Regions from separate parts of the Homo sapiens genome. Here regions 1, 3 and 4 are each linked to region 2. The links are chromatin contacts, found by Hi-C or POLR2A ChIA-PET in ENCODE. All regions are on one chromosome and are shown on one strand. Each heading gives the region's core, a stretch centred on a gene start or an enhancer-like site at or near the end of the contact. The rest is flanking DNA. Distances are from core to core; before and after follow the strand shown.

Region 1 (6,191 bases), core at 1,204-3,703, 350 kb before region 2:
GATTGGAATAAGTGTCTAACTTTGAAAGATGGAGCTCATTTGACTATACTCTATGAATAAAAACATTGCTTTGGCTATAATTTGTAAGTGAAAGAGGTTACAGAATTTTTGCAGCTTTTAACTTTAAATCAGTGTGATAAGTAAATAATAATAGGAAAGTATTGATAAATGGATTTTCTTCACTGAAAGATAGTATAACTTTTTTTATCTTCAGATCAAAGATAATCAGTGTGTCAGTTTTATTGCTGAAGAGCACAATTTTTTTAAACTATTTACAGGCAGTTTATACATTGTGTCTGGTCATGGTCTTGTCACTGAAGGTTCTTGGAAATGTGTAATTTTTCTCATATATGATGTCTGTACAAATGTTACTGTTAGATTTGGAATTCATGTTCATTAGTAATGTTATCTAATTATTTAGTTCTATATGTATCTCAGCTCCTGTGCAAGTTAAATAGTCACGTATTCCAGATTTAAGTTGCACTTTGCTACATGTTTATGTCATGTTAAAAATTTTTTTATTGTGGTAAAATATATAACATAAGATTTGCTATTTTTACTAATTGTAAGTATACATTTCAGTGAAGTTTATGTCTTTTTAATACATTTTCTAATTTTGTTTCTTCTCAAGCCTGGCATATTTTGGAAAGCACTCCTATAGACTTGCTTAACTGGATGAGGTCTGTGATTTAAAGACTTGTACAGGATAATATGCTCCATACTTTTATTTGAAGTTTTATTTTTATTTTTATTTTTTTAGAGATAGGGTGCTCTGTTGCCCAGGCTGGAGCGTAGTAGTGTGATCATAGCTTATTGTAGCCTTGAACTCCTGGGCTCAAGTGATCCTCCTACATCAGCCTCTTGAATAGCTAGGACTATAAGTGTGTGCCATCATGCCTGGCTAATTTAAAAAAAAAGAATTTCGTTTGGAGAGACAGAGTCTTGCTGCATTGCCGAATTTGGTCTCGAATTCCTGACCTCAAGCTATCCTGCCTTGGCCTCCCAAAGTGCTGGGATTACAGACATGAGCCACCATGCCAGGCCTGGATTTTATACTTCTGTGTGTGGATGCTCTTGGTTGTCTATGTACAGTCTTTCCGTTTTGTGGAACAGTCCCTGGGTGAGCCCTTGCCTATGATCCTTCCCATGTGGTGGAACTCAAGGAGTGCAGAATGAGATTCTATTCTTATATCAGAGGCTGGCATGTATTCCAAGGACAGAGTTGTGTTCTGGTAATAAACATATATTGTGCACCTGGTGAGTGTTAACCACTCTGAAGGACACAGAGATGGGTGGGGGGTAGCTTGTATTTATTAAGCAATTAAGCATTTTCCATTGCCAGGCACGGTTAGGCAGCTTTTACCTATGCTGTCTTAATTTAACTTAATGCTTTACCTTTTTCAAAATGGATTCAAAAGTCAAATAACTTATACAAGGTCCTACAATATGTATTATTAGGAATATTAGAATTCTGTTTTTAATTTTAAATTCACATATAGTAAATTCAAATACATTGGGTTGCTTGCTTTACAATAACTGCTATGTTCCAATTTTTAAATTGAAATTCAGAACTGTTTGAATTAGGAATTGATTTTTTGCTCAATCATGCTGTCTTCTACCTGTGGGCTGATAAGACCAAGTATATCATAATTATGGTTTAGAATTTAATAACTGAGCTAATAACAGCTACTGTTTATTGAGTGCCAACTATTGTACCACATACTTTTCCTACTATCTTGCAGCAAATCTACCAGTCTCTAATATTATTATCTTCCTTTCTCCACTCCTGTTTTACTTGTGAAATTTCCTGTGCTCCAAACTTGCTTATAAAAAAAAGAGTGACTCAGAATCATTAACAAACTTTAACTTGCTTAAGGCTACTTAGTAAATATGTGTGGTTGAACCAGGACTCATATTGAAGTTTCTCTGACTCCAGATCCAGTTTTCTTAGCATCTATTCTTCAGTTTCCTGTGAATAACATGTGAAAGTACAGAGCAGGGAGAGACGATGATGTGCTGGTTCTGGAAATCTGCAAAAGCTCCATGAAGGAGGTAGCACTTGGAATAGGCTCAGAGGATGGATAGGGGTAGGGTTTTGGCATGTGGTGAAAGTGAAAGAAAAAAATAAATCTCAGCACCGATCTAGGTATGAGAAAGTATAGAACTGTTTAAGGAATAATAACTGTTGTTTATTGAGCTGTTAATATCTGTTGGGCTCTGGCCAAAGTTTGTTAACATATATTCTCACTACCACTCTGTGAGAAAGGTATTATTCCTGTTTTACAAATGAGGAAGCAGGCTCAAAAGAAGTCAAGTTATTTGAAATTTGTCCAATGTCACACAGTAAGTAGCAGAGCCAGGATTTGAACCAGGAAGCGATGTCATTTTCTAAATTGCTTTCCAATATGGTAAGTGTCCAAGTGTTCAGTGGGACACCAATGAATTAGTAGGTAGAGTGTTATCCAATCAGCGCCTTTGGAAGATTATTCTGGTTGCTGTATACAGTACTTTGGAGATGACAGAGGTCAGAAAGGCCAGTAAGGAGGAGGTTATTGAGGTGGTCTACGTGAGAGGTAATAAAAGCCTGAAGAAACTGGTTTGCAAGTTTGATGGTGATTATAGAGGGATAATTTATAAACCATTACAATATTAGACTTGGAAGAATGAGAGGACAAGGATACAGAGGAAGAAGAAATCAAAGATGACTGATTCTCTATTGTTAATATCAGACAATTGCCTACACTTGGTCACCTGCTTTAAAATGCTTTTTATTTCTATATTTATACCACCTTTAACATTTTTCATTGATTTAATGTTTATTGAATCTCTATAAGTGTGCCAGGCACTGAACCCATGGCTGGATTATTTATCTTCCTTTCTAGTTTCCACTGCCACAATTTGTTTCTCTTCCTTCTCCCTTTCCATTTTATTCTCAACTCTGCTGATTCTTGCCCAACTCTGCTGATTCTTTGCTTATAGCTAGAATGACTGTTTCCCATCTAGGTAGATCAAGATTCTGCTGAAGTCAGACTTTCAGTTTGCCTTGCTTGACATCTCTAATTTTGACCTCTCCCTTTTCTGAACTTGGGAAGCAATCATATAATGTAAGGGACCTGAATGTTGTGGTCAAAACAACTTAGGTTTGAATTTAGGCTTTGCCATTTTACTTTCTTGGTGAACTTGAACAATTAACTTTTCTGAGGCTCACATTTCTTGTCTTGCAAATGGAGGCTTGTGGTGAGATTTAAATGAGAATATGTGACACCTGTTTGTGCTCAGATGTTACTTTCTCTTCCCCTTTTAAATAGGGCACTTAAACTGTTACTGCTTTTGTTGCTTAACTACAGAGTAAGCCTCAGGAGCAGGAGAGACTGTAACTCCTGTAAATATGTTTGCCATACCCAAACACTTGCTTATTTGTTGAAAGACGGTTAAACTTAGTTACTATTTTCATTTGTGATTAAGGGAAATGAACCAATAAGAAACTTTTAGAATTAAAATCAAGGATAGATGAGCACCTTTCTTATGCACCATTTATGACTTGATTTCTTTGAGTGTTTGCTCTTTTAGCTACTCCTGGATTTGGAATGCATATGCTGGCAGTTTATCTTTCCTTCCTTAGCTCTATACTTTTATCACATTTTTCTGCTTTCCCCATAAGCTGATATAGAAAGGGAGGCACTTTAGAATGATATAGTTGGGAGGAACTTTAGCTCATCTAGCCAATAGTCATTTTACTGTTGTGGATACTGAGTCAGCAGGCACTACGAGTAGAATCCAGGTCTTTTAGATTTCTGTGCTGATGTTCTTTCCCAATATACAGTGGTATTCATGTTCCTCACAAATTGCCTAATTACTACTAACACAGAAGGAAGTTTATTTTTATTTTTTGAGACAGGGTCTCATTCTGTCACCCACGCTGGAGTGCAGTGGTGCAAACATGGTTCAGTGCAGCCTCAACCTCCTGGGCTCAAACAATCCTCTCTCCATTGCTTCTTGAATAGCTGGCACTACAGGTGCATGCCACTACACCTGGCTAATTGTTTTACATTTTTTGTGGCAACAGGGTGTTACTGTGTTGCCCAGGTTGGTCTTGAACTACTGGGCTCAAATGATCCTCCTGCCTTGACCTCCCAAAGTGTTGGGATTACAGGCATGAGCCACTGCACCTGGCCAGAAGGAAATTTAAAAGAACAATTTGAAAAAATATTTAAGAGAATACAGTATTTTTGAGTTTTCTTAAGCAATATAAATGTAGTAAAGAATTACAAGATCTGTAGTATGAAATACGTTCCCCATTGACTCCTTGAGGGAAGATAGATACTTTATAAGCCTCAAATCTGAGGCTTAATTTTGTGGATACTTGGATGTCTGGATTTACATACTCCCTTATCAGTTTGTAAGAGTATTCAGGAAGCCAAGTGATGATTAAGTTATAGTTTGGGAAATAGGTTGTGAAAGTAATCATGCAGACTTTTATTTTTAGGGATCAAGGTGGTCGGACATTGTGTGGTGTAATGAGGATTGGCCTGGTTGCAAAAGGCTTGCTGATTAAAGATGATATGGACTTGGAGCTGGTTTTAATGTGCAAAGACAAACCCACAGAGACCCTGTTAAATACAGTCAAAGATAATCTTCCTATTCAGATTCAGGTGAGTACAGTTTAACTGCACCTCTAGGCGAATTTGTAAAAAGGTGAAATAGGTAGTGACTTTGAAAAAATTATTAACCAGAATTGCTAATAGCTAATAGGATAGACACAGACAAAATGAGTACTGCTACTCTGGGTCAATGACTAATTCATCACAGTTAAAGCAAACTTCTGGTGATTTGTACTCAGGATATATTTACCAAATTAAGATGGCCATTAAGGTACCATCTTAAACTTTTCCGTTGTATCTTGCTGAGAATCTTCATTTTTTCCAGGCTAGGTCTCACCATTATAAAGTTCTTGGAAGGGTTGGTATACTGCAGAAAAGAATTGGAAGATTGAAAACAGCCTAGATACTTTCTAGCGACTAAGAGACTTTCTTATCAACGAGAGACTTTCATAGATAGTAATTTTTAAAACTGAAGACTCAGTTAATTTGCCACCTCTTTGTTCTGTTAATGGAAATTACTGTTTATTTCTTGTCTCCAAACCTTTTTTACACTGGGATGCATTTAGAAAAATATGATGCTGGCATGTTCCCTGGAGGATGCTGCTGAAGGCTGAAGGCTCCTCAGGGATGAAGGTAACCATTCTGGGGTTCTGGTCATTCTAGGACCTGCCCTGCCAGCCTACCCCAAGGACTCATTGCATCACTGATTGGGAGTCTGTGATCATCTTCAGTTTCAGATGCATATTGTCTGTGGTCCAATTAAATTACAGCTTTTGATAATTTTATATTAGTTTGTCTTCATATCAATGCCACAGAAATAGATGTTGGCCTCTAAGTCCAAACTTGTGAATTGTTGAATGCTCCCCACCACCACTCACTTTTTAAAATTTAGTTTCTTTTATTTGTATATCTTTTAAAAGGGGTCTTTTTTTCAAGATGTATGAATTCTAAGTTTGTTTTTCTTAGCTTTGTTACTAGATCATTTTCTTTCATATTCACTAGCTGACCCTCAAAACCATCTCTGATTTTTTAGTACCATTCTTGACACTCAGATTTATTTTACTGATTGGCACATTCTCCTGTATTAATTTTGGGGGCACTATGTTATCATTTTGTCTTAATATATGGTTTTTAAAGTGACAGAACATACTTGGCTTTTCCACTTTCAATTTTGATGGAGAAATGTTTTCTGGTCTTTTATAGGGTTGAATCTATTTACCTTTCCCTCCCTTTTAAAAAAATCCTTTTGTGATCATTTGGAGGAAGGAGAGTGGAACATAGCTTTATGTATTAAACATGCAATAAAGCTTTACAAAGTGGAAAGCTAATTAATGGGCTTTCTGGCTAACTATACTTGTAGTTTATTAGAATATTAATAAAGTTCCCGTTTCAATTTTTATTTTGTTTTAGCATTTAATCTGTATTTCTGCTGTTAGTATAGTAAACATCGTTACTCTTACATGTAGAATTATCAGAATCAGACATACTAGTGGCTTTTTCACCCACCTCACCCCCTTTCTGTTCCTTTCATGAATCTTGTTTCTTATGAGAATGATCATATTCCTCATCCTCAGATGTTGCAGCATTGAA
Region 2 (6,124 bases), core at 1,999-4,498:
GGCATGCTCCACTCAGCCCGGCTAATTTTTGTATCTTTAGTAGAGATGGGGTTTCACCATGTCGGCCAGGCTGGTCTTGAACTCCTGGCCTAAAATGATCTGCCTGCCTCAGCCTCCCAAAATGGTGGGATTACAGGCATAAGCCATCGTGCCCGGCCTATTTAATCACTTATATATGAATTTCATTCAGTTACTTCAAAATTTTAAATATTTTTAAAAATAGCCTATAAATCTGGTTGGATCAAGGTTTCCCTTGCTTAAAGATAAATGCTTTAGCCGTCACAAGACAGCTCATGGGTTGTTTTCCCCACTAGGGAATACCTTTAATATACTCTACTGATAAACAGCCCAACAAAAACCTTACAGTAGCGGTAAAATACCTTTAAAACTATAAATTACATACAGTATGCTCATTAAACAGAAACTTCATTATCCACATCATTCCACATTTCTTTTTTTTTTTTTTGAGACGGAGTCTCACTCTGTTGCCAGGCTGGAGTACAGTGGCATAATCTCAGCTCACTGCAACCTCCACCTCCTGGGTTCAAGCGATTCTCCTGCCTTAGCCTCCCCAGTAGCTGAGACTACAGGCGTGCGCCACCATGCCCAGCTAATTTTTGTATTTTTAGTAGAGACGGGGTTTCACCATATTGGCCAGGATGGTCTTGATCTCTTGACCTCGTGATCTGCCCACCTCGGCCTCCCAAAGTGCTGGGATTACAGGTGTGAGCCACCATGCCTGGCCCATTCCACATTTCTAACAGGAAAAATGAGTGGTTCTGTTGGATATTATTAGATAGCTAACTCATGTACACATATTCCTGACAGATGCAAGCTACATTCCCAACAAAGACATCACTATATCTATACAACCAGGAGACTGAATATATTAAAAGGTCTGAATTTGAGACCAACGTGGGCAACATAGCAAGACCCCATTTCTACTTTTTTTAAAAAAGGTTGAATATGGCCGGGCGCGGTGGCTCACGCCTGTAATCCCAGCACTTTGGGAGGCCGAGGCGGGTGTATCACGAGGTCAGGAGATCGAGACCATCCTGGCTAACACGGTGAAACCCCGTCTCTACTAAAAAATACAAAAATTAGCCGGGCGTGGTGGCGGGAGCCTGTAACCTGGGAGGCGGAGATTGCAGTGAGCCGAGAATTGCGCCACTGCACTCCAGCCTTGGCAACAGAGTAAGACTCCGTCTTAAATAAATAAATAAATAAATAAACCAGTGTCGGGCAGTTCTTTATAGCAGTATGAACTGCCTGACACTGGGTTATTTATTTACAGCAGTATGAAAACGGACTTATTAATACAGTATTCTTGAATGGGTGTGTGTTTGTGTGTGGTATTTTTTGACTCCTCTGAGGGCCTCAGCAAACAGCCTCTCTGAAAACAGGCAGGTACAGAAATTTGCAGACAATTTCAGGTGGTCCTAGAACCACAAATTAAGATCCCCTACCCCAAATTAAGAGCCCTATTTTAAACAGTGTATCTTTCTAGAATATTTTCTATGATTCAATTTACCCAAAGCTTTCTATGAGCAACTTCACGGTTGTGTATTGGATACTTCAACAAGGGCTCAGAATTTGAAATCATTTTAGGTTTTAAAAAAGTTGCAAAAACAGACGACAAAGTATGCCTGAGGAAAAAGAAAAAAAAGTTGCAAAATATCATAGTATGGCTTTACCCTGGAAGAAGAAAACAAAGTTGCAAAAATAGGATAGTGCTTCCCTAGATTCTTCATCTAATAGAATCTCCAAAAGTTCACATCTTACATAGTATAATTATTAAAACTATTGATACAATACTACTAATATGAATTAATAGGCCTTATTCAAATTTCGTCAGTTGTCCCATTCATGTCCTTTTTATTTTTCTTTTTTGAGACGGAGTCTCAGTCTTGACCCCCAAGCTGGAGTGCAGTGGTGCGATCTCAGCTGTCTGCAACCTCCGCCTCCCGGGTTCAAGCGATTCTCCTGCCTCAGCCTCCGAGTAGCTGGGATTACAAGTGTGCACCACCATGCCCGGCTAATTTTTGTATTTTTAGTAAAGACGGGGTTTCGCCATGTTGGCCAGGCTGGTCTCGAACTCCTGACCTCAGGTGATCTGCCCGCCTCGGCCTCCCAAAGTGCTGGGATTACAGGAGTGAACCACCGCACCCGGCCCCATGTCCTTTTTCTATACCAGGAGCCAATTCCGGATTTCACATTACATTCCTGCTCTGTCACCCAGGCTGGCCTCCAAGTCCTGGGCTGAGCGATCCTCCCGCCTCAGCCTCCTGCGTAGCTGGGACTACAGGCGCGCGCCACCACTCCTGGCTGCCGCTTCTTTAAAATGGTGAAACCCCGTCTCTACTAAAAATAGAAAAAATTAGCCGGGTCTGCTGGCGGACGCCTGTAATCCCAGCTACTCTGGAGGCTGAGGCAGGAGAATCTCTTGAACCCGGGAGGCGGAGGTTGCAGTGAGCCGAGATCGCGTCACTGCACTCCAGCCTGGGCAAGAAGAGCGAAACTCCGTCAAAAAAATATATATATATATTTTAATCTATGCCCTGTACTTGAGGGATTTGTGCTCTCGGGCAAATTACCGAACGTCTCTGAGTCACTTTTCCGTCTAATAGACGTGATGCGATGAAGAACCAATAAAAAACACACTTTGAATGGCTTCGGAAACTTCGAAGGGAAGTGAATACATTTTTCTTTTCTTTCTTTCTTTTTTTTTGAGACAGTCTCGCTCTGTCGCCCAGGCTGGGGTGCAGTGGCGCGATCTCGGCCCACTTCAACTTCTGCCTCCTGGGTTTAAGCGATTCTCCTGCCTCAGCCTCCCGAGTAGCTTGGATTACAGGCGTCGGCCACCAGGCCCGGCTAATTTCTGTATTTTTAGTAGAGACGGGTTTTCAACGTGTTGGCCAGGCTGGTCTTGAACTCATGACCTTAAGTGATCCGCCCGCCTCGGCCTCCTAAAGTGCTGGCATTACAGGCGTGAGCCACCGCGCCCGGCCTGTGAATACATTTTTCTTATTGCTTGACGCTGGGTCATACAATTCACTTTTTTGTTGTGCAGATTAAAACCAAAACAAAGCAATTAGGAGAGCGTTGTTGTCGAGGTGTTTTGTTCCAAGGTAGGACCCGTAGCTTCTCCCCTGCCCCTCAGCTGGGAGTAGCGGCTTCTGATTGGACAATGCGCGTCCGCCACGACGCAGGAAGGCCGCCTCATTGGTCCGCGCTGTCGGGCTTCGGCGGCTTTTCTCTTTAGCGCTCAGGGCGCTGACCCACTGCTCTTCCTCTTAAGAAAGTGCTCCATTCCTTCCGGCGCCCGGAGCTGCTGGCCCAAAGGGATCCGGAGCGAGCTAGGGCAGGTAACTGCATTGGGGTCCACCGGGAAGCGGCAGCAGCTGCGGACTACGGGAGGGAGTGGGGTTGGCGAGCTTGGGTAAAACTGCCCCTTCTTCGCTCTGTCTCGACCCCCAAGTTCTCCGCGTCTTCCTCGTCCCCTTTCCTCCTCTGGCCCCACCTCCCCCGGGCCCTTCCAGCCTTCCCCCAAAAGCTCCACACACCCCTCTGCTTCCCGTCCGGGGGCCCCGCCTCCTCTGCTCGCGTCTCCAGGGGGCCCGCCCTCGTCTCCTCCCCGCAGCGGTCCCTCCTTTAGGAGCGCAACTCCTTCCCTCCCCTCCGCCGCTGCTGTGTCCCCCGCTTGGCCCATTCCTGGGCCTTAAGTTTGGTTTTGTTCCTTCTTGGCACCTCCACCTGTCTCTCCATGATCCCTGTCTCCTTTGCATCTGACTGCTGGAGTCCTCCGATTCTCCCGTTGACCCAGGCTGCGAGTTTAGCAAATTGTGCAGCGGCATTGTGCTGGGCTTTGGGGATAGAGGTAGTGACTAGAGGTCCCTACGTTCAAGAACTCCTTGCCCGGTGGGAGAGAGTCACTTTGTAAATGGAGTATGATAGGCCCGGTGATAAGTCTTTAAGGCAGCCGCATTCCTGCTGAATTCTCAAGCAGGCCTCTGGGGGCTAAGCTGCATCTTTTCATCAGAATGCCCTTGGCTACTTCTGATGCAGAAGCCTGGTCCTTTATATTTTTAGTTTTTATTTTTTTTTGAAACAGAGTCTCGCTCTGTCTCCCAGGCTGGAGTGCAGTGGCGTGATCTTGGCTCACTGCAACCTCCGCCTCCCGGATTCAAGAGATTCTCGTGCCTCAGCCTCCTGAGTAGCTGGGAAAACAGACACCCGCCACCACACCTGGCTAATTTTTGTTTGTTTGTTTGTTTGCTTTTACTAGTAGAGACAAGAGTTTCGCCATGTTAGCCAGGCTGGTCTCGAATACCTGGTCTCAAGTGATCCTCCCTCCTCGGCCTCCCTAAGTGCTGGGATTACCTGCGCGAGCCCGGCCATCATAGTCCTTTAAACCCTTGGGAGTTATTAAAATCTTTGTATGGGCCCTTCTTTTAAACTGTCAGAATAGGTAGCGTTTCAGAGACCATCCATCCAAGCCCTCAGGGTGTTGTCTGGGAAGTTGAAGGCTGGTGACAGAGAGTGATTGCCTAGACAAATAGTGACTCAGCATTGTACTCTTGATGCCTCTTTTTGGGGTTTTTCCTGAGGATACTTAAACAATTTTTCAATTAGGCAGCAGTCTTAGCTGGTGGGAAAACTAAAAGCACAGATAAAACCACTAGTCAGTAGATTCCTCCAAGCCAGTGCAGGTGGCTTGTACACTTAACTCAGACTAGAGTAATTTATACCTCAGGCTCTTGGAGTCAGGAATCCCTGGGGTCTGGTCCCAGCTCCGTCATTCGCTGTTAAGCTTGGTGAAGACTCTTCCTTTATCTGAGCTTCAGTTTTACCTTCTGTTAAAGAGTGTGATAAGCCCTAACACACAGGGTAACGGTAGGGATTTGTTAAGATTTTGGTTATGAAAATAATCACTTTAGTGTCCTGGAAATTGTAGGATCTCAGCACAGGCGAGCCCCCTATGCTTCAGATTCATGTCTGTCTGGCTCAAATCAGCAAAGAACCTGATATGCTTTCTTTTTCCAGACACCATGACCACCCTTGATGATAAGTTGCTGGGGGAGAAACTGCAGTACTACTATAGCAGCAGTGAGGATGAGGACAGTGACCACGAGGACAAGGACCGAGGCAGATGTGCCCCAGCCAGCAGTTCTGTGCCTGCAGAGGCTGAGCTGGCAGGCGAAGGCATCTCAGTTAACACAGGTACTGAGAAACCCTGGGCTCTGGGAACAGGCTTAAAAAATGTACATTAAATACATATTAATTAAATACATATTAATAAATTAATTCTCCTGATCACTTTTAACTCTGGTCCCACTTTCAGAGGTAACCTAGTCTTTTCATTATGTGTGCTTCTAGCCTTTTAGTGCACAATACAAATGTATGTGCATAGCAGCATGGTAATGAACACAGACTGGCCTGGATTTGAATCCTGCATCTCGTATTAACAGTTTGATATCTCATAAATCACAAGTATGAGTATATGGGTAGTGCAAATTCCTAAAAATGGCATATTTACACTTGTACATTTTAATATTGTCAAATTGCTGTCAGTTGAGTTGAGGTGGCAGTAGTTTATAGTTTAATCAGCAATCTGTGTTTCTCCGTACACTTGACCTCCTACTGTGTTATGAAACTCCTTGATCTTTGCTATTGTAGTAATTCATTGTAGGTTTATTTCCGCCCCCACCACCTTTTTTTTGTTTTGTTTTGTTTTTTTGTTTTTTAAGACAAGTTCTCACCTTGTTGCTCAGGCTGGAGTGCCTTGGTGCCATAATGGCTCACTGCAGCCTCAACTTCCTGAGCTCAAATGATCCTTCTGCCTCAGCTTCCATGAGGTTCCTCTCTTAAAAAGCTGGGACCACGTGTAGCTGGGACCACAGGCGCTTGCCACCGTGCCCAGCTAATTTATTTCTTTATTTTTTGTAGAGATGGGGTCTCACTTTGTTGCCCAGGCTGGCCTCACACTGCTGGCCTCAAGCGATCATCTGCCTCAGCGTCCCATAGGCATGAACCAATGCACTGGGCCCATATTTATTTTTAAGAGGGAACCTAAACTTCTTTTCATAATTTTAAGAGAGATTTTTATATCCTTTGCTCATTTAAA
Region 3 (6,077 bases), core at 2,686-5,185, 490 kb before region 2:
ACCTCAGCTGGGCCCACTTCCTCTCTGTCTGCCAGCTTTATTTTTAGATCTCTCACTTTCCGATGCCATGAGTGAGCCAGCAAGGTCTGGGCCTTCCTCATCAGATTGTTTATGTTCTACCCCATCGGTGTCTCCATCACGGCCCCTCCCCTCCCAGGAGTGATCTGCAGGCCTGATTGGAAGCCCTGGTTTCTTCTCTGATGTTGTTATTGACTATTCCACTCCTCTGACTGGGGCCACTGGGTCTCCCCACCTCACCCTTCTGCCTGCTTTCTCTCCTTCTTCCCATTAGCTCAATTCCACTCCACTCCAACGATCCTATCTGTGCCAGACACTGGGATGAGTGTTGACAAGACAGACCTAAATGACACAAGGGTCTTTGGCATCACATGTGCTAGAATCCAGGTAAGCATGGATGATTCATAGTGCAAACTGAGACAGGTGTGAAAGTGAAAGGGGTGCTATTAATAATGATTGGTTATTAATAATGCCAGCACCACAGTGCAAGCCCAGGCAACTGAGAAACATGGTCACCCGAGTTCATTAGGACAGAAAAATGAGGAGAGATTTGTCCAATGGAGGACAAATGGAAGGGAGTCTCAGCAGCGGGGAACAGCATGTGTAAATATTTGGCAAGTTTGGGGGAGAATGGTGAGTTCATGGTGGCAATAACCTGAGACATGGGTCTTCATACCCCAATCCTGAGCCATGGAGAAAGGAAAGAAGGAGAGTCCAGCTGGATTCCAGGTGAGAAAATGTGGACAGTTTAATATGACTAGCACAGGGTGGCAAAAACCTTGCAGTTCTGCCGCCCCTGCGTCCATGGCAGGCATCACTAATTGATCACCGCACTCTCCTTCCCACTGAACCCTGATTCAACCCTCACAGCCCTCAACACAGTGCTCTGGGGCCAGTCATTACCAACTGTCACACTGTGTGTACCTGGCTGGAGATGAGGGTGGAGATCACATCAAGAGAAGCCTAGAATTTGAAAGTAAGAAGTTGAAATATGATTCTCTGGGTAATAGGGAGCCATCAGATGTGAAGGGAAGTGATGAAACTAAGATTAAGGCTTAGGAAGGTCACTGCCAGTGGAGGGGAGGAACTTGGGCAGGGAAACTAGTGAGACCCGTGCTGACGTCCAGGCCATGAACCTGAACCTGAACCAGGAGCAGAGAAGTAGGTCTGGTGACCGAGGAGATGTTGTGGGGCAGGAAAGAGGAGAGGGCAGTTAGGATGATGCCCTGACTTCCGGATGTCTAGCCCTGTGTCTGGGAAGATGCTGTGGGCAAGGCTGGTGTAAAGGCACCATGGGAGGTCCTGATAGGAATCTTCTGTTCCAGAGGTCACCAGTGAGAGCCACCCTGAGACTCTGTCCCCCAGGGGGAGAGAGGCCAAATCGGTCTGGTTGAGCTTTACCTTGAGAGACACCAGAATTTGCACATATACACCTTTTCAGACATAAAAATGTCTTCTCTACCCCTCAGAACTCTGCAGAGGAGGGGAGACTTGATCTGCTGATCAAGTCTGGGGGTGACTGTAAGAAGCGGGGGGACTCACGTGTCATTCCCTGGCCAGACATCTGCTCAGCCCCAGGGCCATCAGATGGGGTTGTGGAGAGCAGTGCCAGGGAAAGGCCCCTGGGCTTCCGGTTCCTGGGAGACACGGGGGTCTGGGAGCAGAGGCTATGGAAGGTAAGACTCGGGGGCTGCAGATTCTTGAACCCATGCTTGGACCCTCTCAGCACGGGTCCAAGAATCTCAACATAAGGGAGGGGTGTGGCACAGGGGCCGGCCAAAGATTAACTGGAAGGTGTCACTTCTCTGGGGAGAAACCACCAGTGCCTGAGGAAGGGGCCTGGAATTGAGTCCCTGATCAGTGGGGCCTATAGGGGCCTTCACCTACAACCGCCAGGTGTCAGGCTTTGAGCTCAGCCCACCACAGCCATGGGTTACAGGAGGGGCACCACACAATCTTCTAGCCAAGGGTCAGTCCAGAGACAGCTGTGTCCTTCTTTCTTCTCCTCAAGCCCCAACCCTAGGGGTGAGCCCAGAGAAGGGGTGTGAGTGTGTGTGCGTGTGACCTCTGAACTCCCCAAAACACACACACACTCACACTTCAAGCCCTTAGAGCTCCCAGCCCAGCTTGCCTTGCAGAGGAAGAACTAAATTTTGAAACAGATCTGAGCCTGAAGGTTTTTCGTTGTTGTTTGTTTTGTTTTGTTTATTTGTTTTTGAGGCAGAGTTTCGCTCTTGTTGCCCAGGCTGGAGTGCAATGGCATGATCTCGGCTCATTGCAACCTCTGCCTCCTGGGTCTGCGATTCTCCTGCCTCAGCCTCCCGAGTAGCTGGGATTACAGGAGCCCGCCACCACGCCCAGCTAATTTTTGTATTTTTAGTAGAGACGGGGTTTCACCATGTTGACCAAGCTGGTCTCAAACTCCTGACCTCAGGTGATTTGCCCGCCTCGGCCTCCCAAAGTGCTGAGATTGCAGGTGTGAGCCACCATGCCCGGCCTGAGCCTGAAGTTTTAAAATTACCAGGTCTTAACTAGAATAAGACTGTTCTTATAGCCAAAACCATCTGAAAGAAATGGAACCCAGGTGTGGTCAAAGACACATAACTCCCAGCCAGGCAGAGGGCTTCATGGAGTCCTGTTGGTGGCAGTTACTAGAAAAATAAAATTGTGTCATAATTGGAAACCTAAGAGCTGAAGGTCCTCAGCTGTTTACAAAGTAAATACAAAAGCAAGAGTGGATTTGAAGGGGGAAAGATTGTTGGAGATAAGGGTGGAATGAGGTTTTATTGAGAGGTTTTAGACAGAGGGACCCAGGAAGTTCTGACACCATCTTTCCCTTCACTCTTCTCTGCGCAGTCCCCAAGGAGCCATCTCTGCAGGGAACAGAGAATTGAAGGAAACAGGTCCCTGTGCTGTCAGTTGGGTTTCTGTCCTCTGTCCCATGCCCTTCCTAGGTTGACTTAAAGCTCAGGATGGCCTCTCCCTCCAAGGCCAAACCAAATCTCAGGATCCCCTCACCTTGCGTTTTCCCGGGGAGCGGGGGCCATGGCTTCCACAGCACGGTGCGAAGGCAGCCGAGAGGGAGAGCCCAGATTGGATGGAAAGGAAGAAGAGCACCAGCATGAGGCAGAGAGGCGCGAGGCCAAGGGTGGGGTCGGATTCCTGGGAAGCTGGCTCCGCCAGGGGGCTTGAGGTCTGGCGCATAGCTCTCCCCTTTGCGGGTGAGGGTTGGGGGACGAAGAAAAGAGCACTTGTCACCTTTTGCTCCCTATCCCCAGGGAGGCAGAAGAATTCAATTTGGGACCCCCTGAATGTGAGGGTCTGTGGCACAGCATGGGGTGAAGGATGCCAGATCAGGGGCTCCCAGGAGAGAACTCAGGGAAGAAGCTGGAACTCTGGTAGTTGTCAGGATGCAGGTGACACTGCAAACCTCGGAGGGAGAGCATAGAGGGAGAGAAGCGGCAGCAAGAAGAACAAACGGAGCCTGGGAGAAGCCGACACCGAGGGAAGGGAGCAAAGCTAGGAACTCACCTAAGAGCTCTGCAGCTGGGAGATCTGACTCCTGGCTGTCTTCCTGGCCAGACCTCCCCTCTGGCAGCAGACAAGATGCATCTCTCACCAAGCCTGCTGCTCTGGGAAACCTAATGGCTTTTGAGTCTGCCCAGGTGGGCAGCGGGACAAGTTTACCTCCCTGCTTCCTGCCATCTCCCTCTCGCCGGCTCTGGCTGCTGCTTCGGCTGCTTCTGAGGCAGCCCCTCCAGGCCCAGGCTGCCCTCCCATTCCAGGCCCAGTGCTCCAGACTTTCTCCTCATCAGAGTTTACCAGCCTGGTCTCATTCCCTCCTCCCTGTCCCTTGCCAAGTTCTGCCTGGCTCCCTGCCCCTCTCTTCCCTTCTCCTTAGAACAGGAGCCAATTGAGGCCTGCCTTCAGAGTCAGCTCCACGCCAAGCCCTGGGACCCTTCCATTAATGGCAGCAAAGTCAGCCCAGGATCTGGGAGCCAGCATCAAGGACCCTCCCCTTAGAAGTTCATTTGACTGTCCTTATGCCCCAGTACCAAAAAGAAGGTTTTTGCCTCCAGAAACTGAGACCCAAGGACTCCAAGCCGCTCTCTGGCCTTTTTCTTGCATATATCATCAGCCCACCCCATGCCAAACATACCCCAGAGTCTTCATCCTCCAACTCCAGCCCAAGGGGAGGCATGGGGGCGTAGAGAGGTAGCTGATGTTCCCAGGGTTTGGGGCATCAGTTTACCACCTTTGTGTAATCCATTTGTCAGCTGGGGCCTCCCTTCCTCTTGACTATTTCAAAAATATCAGTTCAAATGCATATTTCACACCCTATGGAAGTGTAACACTGTCCCCAATATTTCGGAGAGTTCTGGAATGGCTTGCCTTTTCATACTCCCCTCTGCATCAGAGCTGCAGCTTCTGCTAAATTCGTTTAGTGTCTGGCTTGGGCCGCTGACCCAGGCCTGCTGTTTCATTTTGACACAGCTCTGACTGAGACGTGGAACTCAGCCAGCACCTTCCTCTGTTTCACCAGAAACCCATCTCAGAAGGTATTTGTGTACAAAGCAGGCAGAGGGAGATTTAGGGAGGTCAGAAGGATGGTTTTAAGAAGCGCTGCAATTCATATACCTTCCAACGAACACTGGACAATCCTGTTCTTAAAAGTTCTTTTGTGGCCGGGCGCGGTGGCTCACGCCTATAATCCCAACACTTTGGGAGGCCAAGGTGGGCAGATCACCTGAGGTCAGGAGTTCGAGACCAGCCAGGCCAACATGGCGAAACCCCATCTCCACTAAAAATACAAAAATTAGCTGGGTGTGGTGGCAGGTGCCTGTAATCCCAGCTACTCAGGAGGTGGAGGCAGGAGGTTGCAGTGATCTGAGATCAAGCCACTGCACTCCAGCCTGGGCAACAGAGCGAGACTCCATCTCAGAAAGAATAAAAATAAAAAATAAATAAAAGTTCTTTTGTTAACTCCCCCTTCAGGAAGTTTTCCCTGGCACCTTTACCTCCCATGGCACCACAACTCCCAGCCTCCTCAGGCTTTTTCCTTCATCCTTTGTGCATCTCTCTCCCTTGAGAGGCAAGACAGTGCCGTGGTTAAATGCAAGCGTTCTGCTCCCACATGGCCCGACTGTGAACCTGGCTCTGCTTTTTTTTTTTGAGACAGAGTCTCACTGTCGCCCAGGCTGGAGTGCGGTGACGCAATCTCCGCTCACTGCAACCCCCGCTCCTCCTAGGTTCAAGTGATTCTCCTGCCTCAGCCTCCTGAGTAGCTGGCATTACAGTCACCCGCCACCACGCCCGGCTAATTTTTTGTATTTTTAGTAGAGACGGGGTTTCACTATGTTGGCCAGGCTGGTCTTGAACTCCTGACCTCGTGATCCGCCCATCTCAGCCTCCCAAAGTGTTGAGATTACAGGCACGAGCCATCGCGCCCGGCCTGGCTCTGCATTTTATCAGCTGTGTGATCATAGCAGAGTTACCTAACCTCTCTGAACCTTAATCACATCTGCAAGTGAGGATAATAAAAGTTGAAGATAGTAGGTTGGTGGTGAGGATTTCATCAAACAGTTATGGGAAACACTTAGCACAGCGCCAGCTCCACCATGTTAGCTGTTGCTGCTGTTGTTCACCCCTTCAAATTCTTCCCATACCCTTTCCCAAATCCTGCCCGTCTTTGCCTATTCGAACCCATGAAGAGGCAGGGTGTGGTGGCTCACACTTGTAATCCCAGCACTTTGCGAGGCCAAGGCAAGAGGATCATTTAAGGCCAGAAGTTCAAGACCAGCCTAGGCAACATTGCGAGACCTGCCTCTCTCTGTCTCTCTCAAATTATATATGTAATATATAATTATATATAATATATGATATGTATATTATATTTATATTATAATATATTATATATAATATTTATATTATAATTATATTATATATAATGTTTATATTTTATAGTTTATATAATATTTATATAATTATAATATATAATTATATATTAATAATTATTAATATGATAAAATTATATTAAATATGTTATATATTATCTATAT
Region 4 (6,496 bases), core at 892-3,391, 510 kb before region 2:
ATCTTAGGAGGCAGAGTCTACAGTGAGCCAAGATTGCGCTGCTGCACTCTAGCCTGGGCAACAGAGCAAGACTCTGTCTAAAAAAAAAAATAATAATAAATAAATAATCATTGAGATATCTTACTTTCTTCCATACTAAGTCTTCAAAATCCAGTGTGTATTTCACACTTGTAACACATCTCAGTTTGGAACAGCTGCATTTCAACTGCTCAACAGCCACATGTGGCCAGAGGCTACTGCACTGGGCAGCACAGTGCTAGACTATAAACTCCATGAGGGCAGGGACCAAGCCATACCCACAATTATTAAATCTAGCATCTGACACAGAGTGGACACTCAAGAAATGTTTGTTGACTGACTAGCTGAATGAAAGAATGAATGAACAAATGAATGAAGGAATGAACAAATGATCTAAGGCCTTCTCAGATCTGAAGCCACACTCCCAGCACAGGCCATGGGAAGGGCATGGAGATGAATTCCAGCCCCACCTCTGCACCCACTTCTCTGAGTGACTGTAAGTACCTCCACTTTTGGGGCCTCAGTTTCTCCAGCTGGTCAATGGCTGGGGGGCTGGACTCTTGTGATTTTTCTGGGCTCTCACTAGAGGACTTTACCCAGAAGATGGGAGTTGGGCCCTCGGTGAAGTTCCCTCCTCCATGCCACCCCATCACCCTACTCTCCCTCCACCTGTAAGATAGGAGATCTCAGGAAAGGCCTCCAGGTGGCCTTCTGTACAGAGTGGAGCCACACCCAAGAGGGGAAAGCTGAGGCAAGGCTTGGTACCTTGGCACAGGCAGCAAGGCCAGGGTGGGGGTGCTGAGGCTTGGCCTCCTCCCTCCAGCATCATCACCCCCACACCTCACATTTGTTCAGAGTTGAGAAGAGAGCAGGGCGGGGCTTATCCTTTCAGTTCTGCAGAGAAGGATAAAAGAGACCGAGAGACATGCCAAGACCAGTCTGAGGTCACATGGGGGGCATGACAGAACTGGCTACTGCCCTAGACCTCTGTTTTTCTCATATGAAAAATGGATACAAAATGTGTCGTCATCCTATCAAACATCAATGCCTCAAATCCAAGCTCCACTACTTAACAGCCCTGTGATCTTGGGCAAGGTTTACCTGGCTGTGCCTCAACATCCTTATTTGTAAATGGGTATCATAATAGTGGCAACCTTGCGGGGTTGTTGAACCATTAATGTGTGAACGTATGTAAAGCGCTCATAAGAATATCTAGGACACTGTGAACGCCATATGAGTGATAGATATTATTATCAGCCTTTATCACAGAGCTGTACTGCAGTTTAAATAAAGGAAGAGGTGTGACCAGGGTTTGCAAACTCTGAAGTCCCCTCTGGAGAGGTAAGCACCTTTTGGCTGCAAAGAATGTTGCAAACTATAAAATGCCGTGTGACTTGCAAAGCACTTTGTAAATGTTGCCGCAGTGAGGAGGCTATTGTAGGTTAGCCTTTCATAATCCAAAAAGCACTTCAAAATCATAAATCACTTTGGGGACCGAAGAGCTCTTTGTAGGGGCTTTCTAGACTGTTGAGTGCTGTGCAAGTCAGAGACAAGTGGCCTTTCAAAGACATGAGCAAGAAGCCGGGGGGGAGTGGGGAGAGAAAGAAACCAGCCCCAGAGAATAAAAACAGCAGTCGTTTTCCTCTGCTCTCGTCACCTCCCGTGCCAGCCAGTGCAGAGAAATTCCAGCAGATCTGCAGATTCCTGCGATTCTGTGCTGAGGCCAGGGAGGCCTCCCTGCATCGCTGACTCAGCCAAACGAGAGGGTGTGAGTTAAGCAGGAATCAGCTCCATCTTCCTTGCTTCTGTGCCTCTTCTTTTTTCTTCCTTCTGCCACAAAGGCAATGAACCTGACACCATTTAAAGATTTCCCTCTTTGGCCTCCTGATGACCTTGCCCTGAGGCCCAGACTTGGGCCTGCTCTGGAGACCCAGCCTGGGATGTCTGCCACCCCCATCATGGAAGGAGTAATAGGGCTGTGAGGGCAGAGGGCAGGTGGGGCCAGGCAAAGACCCTGGGCTCCAATCCCAGTTCTGCTATTTCTCATCTATGACCTCGGGCAAGTTCATTTACTTCTCTGAGGCTGAGTCCCTCAGCCATAACATGGGGTTGACAATGCTCATCTTGTGTGTCATCGTTAGGTGGCCTGGTGTGCATGCAAGTTCTGTCCCTTCCTCTAACTGTAGGCATGAGGGCCTTCTGATAAGGGAGAAATAGATACCAAGGCAGCTTCTACAGTGTAGGGGCTTTGAGCATGAGTTTTCAAATCATAAAAACTTGGGTTCAAATCCTGGCTCTGGCCAGGCCCGGTGGTTCACGCCTGTAATCTCAGCATTTGGGGAGGCTGAGGCAGTCAGATCAGATCACTTAAGCCCAGGAGTTCCAGACTAGCCTGGACAACATGGCAAAACCTAGTCTCTATAAAAAATTTAAAAATTAGTTGGGCATGGTGGCACACTCCTACAGTCCCAGCTACTCTGGAGGTTAAGGATTAATGCCTACAATCCCAGAGTAGCAGGGAGGATCGCTTGAGCCCAGGAGACGAAGTTTGCCATGAGCCAAGATCACACCACTGCACTCCAGCCTGAGTGACAGAGTGAGACCCTGTCTCAAAACAAAAAACAAAACAAACAAACAAAACTTCTGGCTGTGCAACAAACCAGCTGTGTGTCTTTAGGCAGGTCATATTACCTTTCTGAGCCTCTATTTCCTTGACCCATAGGATGAGCATAATAGTCTATCTTGTAAAGTGTTTACAAGGACTTGAGACATGATGCATATGGCATGTGTGGCACAAAACCTGGCACACAATCACAGCTCAATGAATGGTCACGATGATTCCCCCACCTCCCCAGGCTAGTTTGACAGTCTCATTGTATTCCATCATATCACACACGTCTCCTTCAGGTGTTTCCTCATGCTTTCAAGTAATAGATTAAAAGCTTCTGGACCCAGCCAGAACCTGCCACCCCTGCTATTTCTGCAAACCCCCCTGAGATCCCTTTTCCACAGCTCACTCTCCTCTACTCATATCTCTATCTGCAATATGTCAACCTCAATGTGAAACTCAACTCCTTCTTGAGCCTGTCACAAGCCAGGCATGAACAATACATCCTCTGCTATAGATTTCATTAACGGGAGAGGGGTCTACACTGCAGCCTCTCTTCCCAGGAATTGTGGTGAACATAGTCATCTTCGTCCAGTTACAACCATGGGTCTGTATACCCCTTGAGGGATGTGGCTACGTGCCTTGTTCGCTGTTGCTTCCCCAACACCCAGTGCAATATCTGGCCCCCAAGAGGCAGATCTAAAACACGCGGTGAGTAAATTAATATACGACAGGGAAAGACGCTCTTGAGCTGGGGGAGAATCATGTGGTTGTCCAGTGCCCTCAGCTCTCAGGTCAGTTTTGTGGCAAGGGGACAGATTTGGTCCCCGCTGCAGTCAGGAAGAGGCTGATACTGATGTGTGTCCATTTCAGACCTCAGAAATAACCACCTGCCCAATACAGTCTTGGCCTTTTCAAGGTTCATGTGCCTATTAACACTTGGGGATCCTTCTTCACCCTCAGGTCTGATGCTTTCCCATCAGCAATTGTCACCAAGAGTGACTAAGACACAGGACAGTGGTTCCCCAAACCAGCTGCACATCAGAAGCCCCTGGGAAGCTTTGGAACACCAGAGCCACTTGGAGGTCAGGTTCCCCCGAGATCCTGATTCAAATGGTCTGGTGTGGGGCCTGATAATTGATTTGTTTAAAAATCATAGCTGATTCAAAATTATATCACTGACGGCCAGGCGTGGTGGCTCATGCCTATAATCCCAGCACTTTGGGAGGCTGAGGCAGGTGGATCACCTGAGGTCAGGAGTTTGAGACCAGCCTGGCCAACATGGTGAAACCCTGCCTCTACTAAAAACACAAAAATTAGCTGGGTGTGGTGGTACGTGCCTGTAATCCCAGCTACACAGGAGGCTGAGGCAGGAGAATTGCTTGAAGCCAGGAGGCGGAGGTTGCAGTGAGCCGAGATTGTGCCATTGCACTCCAGCCTGGATGACAAAGCAAGATTCCATCTCAAAAAAGAAAGAATAAAGAAAAAGAAAAAAAATCACTGAGGCAGAGAAAGGTACTTTTTGTTTTGTTTTGTTTTGTTTTTTAACAAATGGGTCTATGAATGCCTGCGGGCTTTCCATCTAAAGCCCTCCATGAGTCAGGCAGTCTGTGGGCTGGATGAGGGCCCGGCTGAATGCTGGAGAGGAAAGCATGTGGGCTTTGGAGTGACTGTAGATGTGGTTTTGAATTTTACAACGTCCTGGCTCTGTAGCCTTGGGAAAGTCACTTCACCAATCTGAGCCTGGGCTTCCTCCTCCATCAATTAGCAATCAGAATTCCTGCCTCACAGGTCGGCTGGGAATAATCAATGAGAGAATGTCGTATGTAATTATCTGGCACAGGGCCCAGCCTAGGGTTGGCGCTTTGTAAAGTGAGGTTCTGTTGCCTTCCTGAGCAAGCTTGGGGTAGGAGGGGAGGGCAAGTGTGGCCCCCACATTGGCCTGAGCCCTTGATGGGAAGAACACTGGACTGGGAGAAAGGAGGTGTGGCCCTGTCCTAGTTCTAGACCATCATGAGGTGTGACCTTGGCCAAGTCACTCCCATCTCTGAGGCTCGGCGACCCCATTTGACTCAACCCTAGGAGGTAGTTAAGTGGTGAGATTTAGGGGGAGATTGACCTGGTTCAGCCAATTATCTGGGGCAAGGCACTCAACCTATTTCTTTGGACCTCAGTTTCCTCCTCTGTAAGACAGAGATCCATTGGTGCAGATTCTTCCCAATTCTGTGTTCAGTGATATCATATTGGTAGCTTGAAATCAACCATAGTGGGAGTATTTACACCAAGGAAATTGGCAAACATTACACATCAGGGATCCCCCCTCACCTTCCCCCAGCAGTTTACCAGCACACCACTGGAACTCAGATAACGATACCTTCCGCCATGCATGTTGGGAGTTTCAGAAAGCTATTGCCTGTTTTTTTAAGCACTTAGCACAACACCTGGGACATAGTGGGCACTCACACATGCTAATTAAACACACTTAACATTTGTCAGCCATCACTTTGCTTGGTATAAAGTGTTCACACATCTGTCATCTTATATAACTTGATCAGCCCCAGGAAGTTTCCAGAGGAGGAAATCCAGGCTCAGACAGGCTTGCTGACTTCAAATGCAATTACATTTTGCAGGCCCACTCTATACTGAGTTATTCTTACATATCCATCCCATTTCAGCCTCACAACTCCCTTTCATTACAGATGAGGGATCAATGGCCCAGAAAGGGCGAGCGACCTGCCCAAGGTCACAACGCACTGAGTCTGAGGCCTTGGTATCCATCTTGAACCTGCTTCTGCCAGTGCCCATCTCTGCCAGGCACCCTCCCCACCCCATCTAGCTGCCTAGTCTCCAGTGAGGGCAAACTCTGCCGATATGATCTCTCTGGCCCTTTCCAGCTCTGACATCCTCAGTATTTAAATCAGCACATGAATATTTCACAAGTATCCCGGGCGAAAATAACCCCCTGCCTGGTTATGTCAGGCTGCGGCCCCAGTCGCTAGGCCACGGCTCTCTTGCTATTTGCGAGACATGCAATTCTGCGAGGCCTCCCAGCAGCAGCCCAAGGAATCGATAGTCTTTAAATAAGTAATTAGAGGAGCGGAAGACGTCGGCAGAGCTAGAAGGGAGCAGGGGAATATAAACTCATAACTCTCCCAAGTTCACTGTTAAGAGCTTGGTTCTGTTTTTTGGTCAAGAAATGTGGCAGGGCCTGGGGCAGGGTGAGAGATGGCGACGGTCAGGGGAGAATCAGAGGAAAACAGTCATTGTTGTTATTTATTGGGTACTTCCTATGTGTCAGGCTTTGTCTCATGATTGCCTTACCCAAAGTTCTCCTAAAGTCATTGAGGTTCAGAGAGGGGAAGTCAGTTGCCCAGGGCCACACAGCTGGAGAGTGGCAGAGGCTGCAGCCCGTCTGACCTCTGAGCAGGGTTTCTCAGTCTTGGGTTATTGACATTTGGGGCTGGAGCATTCTTTGTGTTGGGAACTGTTGTGTGCAGTGCAGGGTGTTTTGTAGCATCCCTGGCCTCTATGTACCAGATGCCAGTAGCACCTCATCCCCACTTGTGACAACCAAACATGTCTCAAGATGTCGCCCAATGTCACCTGTGGGGCAGAATCACAGACCACAGTATACAGTCTGTGTTCACTTTGCTGCTCTCTTCCTCTGCTTTTAGGATATGGATTAAAACCCTTCTCTTAGGCCAGGCATGGTGGCTCACACCTGTAATCCCAACACTTTGGGAGGCTGAGGTGGGCAGATCACCTGACGTCCGGAGTCTGCCCAACATAGAGAAACCCCATCTCTACTAAAAATATTTTAAAAATTAGCTGGGCGTGGTGGCATGTGCCTGTAATCCTAGCTACTTAGGA

What was found. A loop is a pair of places that touch in the nucleus more often than their neighbours do. ChIA-PET counts read pairs that join two places held with the same protein, here RNA polymerase II (POLR2A). Pooled maps may share reads with other maps.
Region 1: a map with no recorded cell type shows a loop between it and region 2 (8-fold over the local background). The contact joins the enhancer-like site here to the promoter of PDCL in region 2. A Hi-C loop is called at or near these places in 1 of 37 single-sample maps with no recorded cell type and 3 of 50 pooled maps. POLR2A ChIA-PET finds 5 or more read pairs at or near these places in 1 of 52 experiments (GM12878).
Region 3: a loop to region 2 is called in a pooled map, with 4 times the contacts of the local background. The contact joins the enhancer-like site here to the promoter of PDCL in region 2. A Hi-C loop is called at or near these places in 7 of 50 pooled maps. POLR2A ChIA-PET finds 5 or more read pairs at or near these places in 3 of 52 experiments (H1, OCI-LY7 and activated T-cell).
Region 4: a loop to region 2 is called in a pooled map, with 4 times the contacts of the local background. The contact joins the enhancer-like site here to the promoter of PDCL in region 2. A Hi-C loop is called at or near these places in 7 of 168 maps with a recorded cell type or tissue (A673, CD4-positive, alpha-beta memory T cell, GM12878 and 4 more), 23 of 37 single-sample maps with no recorded cell type and 15 of 50 pooled maps. POLR2A ChIA-PET finds 5 or more read pairs at or near these places in 5 of 52 experiments (BJ, GM10248, H1 and 2 more).

The regions. Positions count from the first base shown.
Region 1 is chr9:123,172,138-123,178,328 of GRCh38, reverse strand. It overlaps STRBP (spermatid perinuclear RNA binding protein), which reads left to right. Exons shown (of 19, transcript NM_018387.5): 5 at 4,487-4,652. Among named protein-coding and RNA genes, the nearest start is that of MIR600HG, 60 kb to the right of the region's middle. RefSeq lists enhancers at 2,044-2,103, 2,824-3,535. Within about 2 kb of position 2,453, at least 4 of the 41 ENCODE cell types and tissues checked have a DNase peak (open chromatin) inside an H3K27ac peak, as active enhancers do; they include GM12878, where a contact is called at or near this core.
Region 2 is chr9:122,825,712-122,831,835 of GRCh38, reverse strand. It overlaps PDCL (phosducin like), which reads left to right and starts at 3,248. Exons shown (of 4, transcript NM_005388.5): 1 at 3,248-3,365; 2 at 5,044-5,220. The coding sequence starts at 5,049. RefSeq lists an enhancer at 3,052-3,346.
Region 3 is chr9:123,316,834-123,322,910 of GRCh38, reverse strand. It overlaps LOC105376265 (a long non-coding RNA gene), which reads left to right and starts at 917. Exons shown (of 4, transcript XR_930331.3): 1 at 917-994. RefSeq lists an enhancer at 4,652-4,761. Within about 2 kb of position 3,935, at least 6 of the 41 ENCODE cell types and tissues checked have a DNase peak (open chromatin) inside an H3K27ac peak, as active enhancers do.
Region 4 is chr9:123,331,021-123,337,516 of GRCh38, reverse strand. It overlaps LOC124902266 (a long non-coding RNA gene), which reads left to right. Exons shown (of 2, transcript XR_007061760.1): 2 at 1-116. Among named protein-coding and RNA genes, the nearest start is that of CRB2, 22 kb to the left of the region's middle. Within about 2 kb of position 2,141, at least 7 of the 41 ENCODE cell types and tissues checked have a DNase peak (open chromatin) inside an H3K27ac peak, as active enhancers do; they include A673 and OCI-LY7, where a contact is called at or near this core.